Regions from separate parts of the Homo sapiens genome. Here region 1 is linked to region 2. A link is a loop called in an ENCODE intact Hi-C map of the cell type or tissue named here. Cell type or tissue: heart right ventricle. All regions are shown on one strand.

Region 1 (2,500 bases), 360 kb after region 2:
CAGATTTTTCTTGGGCAGGGCTTGATGCAGCTGCTGTGGGGGATGGGCAGGTGGTTCCCAGGTCAAAGGAGTTATGTTCCCAGTGAAATTCTGGCTGCCTCTGCTCTGTCACACAGATCACCAGTGAAGTGGGGGAAAGCTGGCAGCCACCGGCCTCACCCATGTCCCAGGCAGCCCACAGCCCAAAAGACCAGTCTCACTCCCATTGTACACCCCCAACAACACTGAGTTTATTTCCAGGCAGTCAGTGAGCAGAGGTGAGGAACGTGCCCCAGGTTACAGCCTCCCAGCTGAGAAAGCAAGCCAATTCACAGTTCTTTGACTATCCTATGGTGCCTGCAGCAGCATTTCACCTCCTTCGAAGGGTCTGTGGATTCCCTCTGCTTTCCTGGTATATTCCTGCAGTAATTGCAGGAGCAAAAGTTCATGATGTGAGCCTCCACACACTACTCTGTCCTTCCAAAAGGGAGTTGCAAGTTAGTCCTTCCTCTTAGCCACCACTTTTTTTTTCCTCTCTTAGCAATTTTCTTAGCATTAATTTTTATTTTTACTATATTGTGGCCTGAAATCGTGTCTGGTATCTTTTCTTTCTTTTTTTTATTTGCTGATGTTTCTTTTATGACCAATTTTGTGGTTGATTTTAGAGTATGTTCCAGGTGCAAATGAGAAGAATATAGGATTTTGTTGTTCTTTGGTGGAGAGTTCTGTAGATATATGTTAGGCCCATCTAGTCAAGTGTTCAGTTCAGGTCCTAAATATCTTTGTTAATTTTCTGCATCGATGATGTTTCTAATACTGTCAGTAGGGTATTGAGGTCTCTTACTATTATTGTGTAGTTATCTAAGTCTCTCCATAGGTCTCTAAGAACTTGCTTCATGAATTTGGATGCCTCTGTGTTGGGTGCATAAATATTAAGGATGGTCAAGTCTTTGTGCTGAATTTAACCCTTTACCATCATGTAATGCCCTTCCTTGTCTTTTTTGATGGTTGTTGATTTAAAGTCTGTTTTGTCTGGAAATAGAATAGCAACCTCTCCTTTTTTCTCTTTTCCATTTGCTTGGTATATTTTTCTTCATCCCTTTACTTTGAATCTATGGGTGTCATCGCATGTGAGATGGGTCTCTAGAAGACAGCATACAGTTGGGTCTTTCTTCTTTGTCTAACTTGCCATTCTATGCCTTTTATTTGAGGGCATTTAGCCCATTTATATTTAAGGTTAATATTGATATATGCAAATTTGATCGTGTCATCATGTTGTTAGCTTATTATGTGGATTTGATAGTGTGGTTGCTTTATAGTGTCAATGGACTATATACTTAAATATGTTTTTGTGGTAGCTGGTAATGGTCTTTCATTTCCATATTTAGCACCTCCTTAAGTACTTCTTGTAAGGCAGGTCTGATGGTAACAAATTTCCTTAGCATCTGCTTGTCTGAAAAGGATCTTATTTCTCCTTTACTTATGAAGCTAGTTTGGCTGGATATGAAATCCTTGGTTGGAATTTCTTTTCTTTAAAAATGCCTAATATAGAACCCCACTCTCTTCCAGCATTTTAGATTTCTGCTGAAAGTTCTGCTATTAGCTTGATGGATTTCCCTCTGTAGGTGACCTGCCCCTTTTCTCTAGCTGCCTTTAATATTTTTCTTTCATATTGACCTTGGAGAATCTAATGATTGTGTCTTGGGGATAGTTATCTTACATAGTATTTCACAGGGGTTCTCTGCATTTTCTGAATTTGAATGTTGGCCTCTCCAGTGAGGCTAGAGAAATTTTCATGGACCATAACCTCAAATATGTTTTCTAAGATGCTTGTTTACTCTCCCTCTTTTTTGGGGATGTCAATGAATCATATATTTGGTCTTTTTACATAATTCCATATTTCTTGGAATTTTTTTATTCTTTTTAAATTTTTTCTTTATTTTTGTCTGACTGAGTTAGTTCAAAGAACCAATCTTCAGAATCTGAGATTTTCCTCAGCTTAGTCTATTCTGCTGTTAAAACTTGTGACTGTATTATGAAATCCTTGTTGTGTGTTTTTCAGCTCTATCAGATCAGTTTGGTTATTTTTTATAATGGCCATTTTGTCTTTCAGCTCTTGTATTATTTTATTGTAATCCTTAGTTTCTTTGTATTGGATTTCTACTTTCTTCCAAAAGTCGATGATCTTCCTATACATATTCTGAATTTTGTATCTATCATTTCAGCCATTTCATCCTGGTTAAGAGCCCTTGTTATGGAAATGGTATGGTCATTTGGAGGAAAGAAAACACTCTGGCTTACTGAACTGCCAATGTTCTTGTGCTGGTTCTTTCTGATCTGTGTGGGCTGATGTTTCTTTAACAGTGGTGTAATTTGATTACAGTCAATTGACTTCTTTTCTGGATGAGCTGAGGCCCTAGTGGAGGTAGGGTGACTCATGGGGGATCTCCTGAGCCTAGATTGCAAAGATCCATGGAAGAAGTGTGAATCCCCAGGGACTCTCACTCATTGTTTCCTCACA
Region 2 (2,500 bases):
GTTGTTTCCTTTCCAGTGAAGCCAAAATCTCATCAGAACTCACCATCAAAAGAGAGAATTGTGTATTGTAGACTAAGTAATTAGATAGGAATTAACTTTAGCCTAAACTGACTGAGACAAAACATAGCACCAGGAAACCCAATAATTGAAGGTATCATTGAATTGTTGCAGGCCATATTTGCTATCATTGGACACATAAAGACATCACTTATTTTTTTAAGTTTCTAAAATAAAATATAAATGCAACAGCTATGTGACATTGAATTTTTATCTCTAGTTGCAGAGTCATAAGATGAATCAACTTCTTCTAGGACTTCAGATACCCAACAGGGAGCCTTTAGTCATTCTATATATTCCATTTATTTCACTCATTCATTCCTTCAACAATATTTGTTGATCATATACCACATATCAGATATTTCACCCAGTGCTGATATTTGAGTAATAAACAAAACACAGTTCTTGCACTAATGGAGCTTAAAATCTAAAGAGTGATTACAGACAATAACAAAATTTTCTATAATACTGTGGCACATAGAAAACATTAAAATAGGGTGTATCTACCAAGCTAAGTGAATGTGTCAAAAAGGGGGAGAAATATGTGCCAAAGAGTGTCAGAGTGCATTAATAGCACTGATACTACTTTTTACAGAAGGTGCACTCAAGTATTATCGGAAGTAGTGTGTAAAAGTCTATGACATTCTTTATTATATAAAATTCTGCAGTTAAACAAATTAGTTTTTAAAATTATAACTACAGAAAATGAGACACTGCTAGACTAAAACCCAAATAAAGCTGGTAGCATTATCCCTTATACATAGTTTATGCTCAGTAGGTATTCCAACTATGAAGTCAGTTTTTTCTGCTGTTTGGAGGGAGGAAAACTGTAATGTACCTGGACTCTTCCATTAATCAAAAGAAGACTCTATACCAAGAACAGATAATTATAAAGCCTAGGAAAGTTGGTTAGATAAAAGGATAGACTGGAAACATGAAAATATAGTCAACTATCTTATTGATTAGGGTTGTGCTATGAGTATTACTTGAATAGTTTAAAAAAGGTATGAATTTATTCTATACTGGTGTTTTTAGAATGCAGAATTTCTGGACAAAAGACATTGTCCTAGGACAATAAGAGAACAAGATACTTTATGTCACAATTGTCTATATTATTATATTAAATTTAGGTAAAATTGATTTATTTTATAAAATTGATACTAACGGAAATACTAGGAAAACAATAATTATATTAACCACTAGGTGGAGCCCCATGAATTAAATGTATGGTAGTCAAAGACAAAATTGCTTAAGTTGGTCAAATTAGGAAAATTTATGACGTTTTTCTTCTGAGCAATTTTTATTAATTTTTTAATTTGCAATATTTTCAGAATGCATAAATTATAAGTCCTGGCTTTTATTAAAGACAAGAAGCCAAATTACTTGATTAGCATGAAACTTTTTTGCAAACTGGATTTTAAAATCAAAGTATTTTTGCTTAAGTTACTTTATAATTTACCAAAGATACATATTCCATTAATATTTTGATAACAGTATATAACTATAATTGAAATTGAAAACAGACAAGAAAAATCAGTGAAGCCTACCTATTAATCCACTTTGTACTGACTATTTTTCAAATGTTATTTTTTTCCCTTTTGTTTGTACGTGTTTATGTGTACGTTTTGCCCCAGAACCTGAAACTAAAAAAGATGAAAAGATGTCCAAAGCAGGTAAGGATATTTTGTAAGATTTACATACAAGGAGATGTTCTGTTTGGTTGGAAGAAAGCTAGTTTTACAGTTTTACAATCCTGGCTGGATAAAATATTTAGACATCCAAAACATTAAAAAAATACTGATGCTATGTGCCATATATTTTACAAGTAATAAGCAATAAAACTAAATGTATGCTAAAGTTAACAAAAATTCCTTGCTTTCTGGTAGCAGATTTTGGGTAAGTTTATCAAAGCACTAGAACCATTAGCACATACGCTGCTCTTTGTTTATTTACTGGGCAATTGAACACTGTTTATGAAATGCTAAGAGGGCACCTTAAATGTCAGAGGCTCCATACAGAGCATGTCAAATGCCTAAAATTTATTATTATCATGGATTGAGTTTTATGAACCTGTATTTACCTACTTTCAACCATTTTGATCTCCAAAAAAGGAGTCCCACATGGTTCAACCTAACAGATTAAACACTTTTCTTTCACACAATTAAATGTGCAAATATTTTATGGAGAAGTAATCCATTGACCTATTGGCCATTAATTTGAAAGCTGAAATACTTTTAAAATAGACTTTCTAAAAACAGGTTTTGCAAGGGAAGAAGTCAAGAGATTAGCTGGGCACTCAAGGCTAGTGATGAAGGTTGAGTGGATGAATATCATAGAATATGGGAAAATGTAGAAAAGGAAGACACTAAATCCTAAGGAAAATTTCAATTATAGTCTTTCTATGGCTTATCCTAATTCAAGTATTTTGTATCTTTATAAGGAG

The links. A loop is a pair of places that touch in the nucleus more often than their neighbours do. Peaks named below come from ENCODE experiments on the same cell type or tissue, not always from the same donor. Only the 100,000 strongest peaks of a DNase experiment are listed, where the experiment ranks them.
Region 1: a loop joins it to region 2, with 2.5 times the contacts of the local background. A loop is called at or near these places in 24 of 110 quality-filtered maps.

The regions. Positions count from the first base shown.
Region 1 is chr6:122,953,940-122,956,439 of GRCh38, reverse strand. No RefSeq gene overlaps it. Among named protein-coding and RNA genes, the nearest start is that of CLVS2, 41 kb to the left of the region's middle. In heart right ventricle, no CTCF peak of the experiment used is centred here; no DNase peak of the experiment used is centred here.
Region 2 is chr6:123,315,687-123,318,186 of GRCh38, reverse strand. It overlaps TRDN (triadin), which reads left to right. Exons shown (of 41, transcript NM_006073.4): 24 at 1,692-1,730. All of the region lies in intron 1 of LOC124901393 (a long non-coding RNA gene), which reads right to left. Among named protein-coding and RNA genes, the nearest start is that of TRDN-AS1, 120 kb to the left of the region's middle. In heart right ventricle, a CTCF peak has its summit at 1,251 (motif pointing right); no DNase peak of the experiment used is centred here.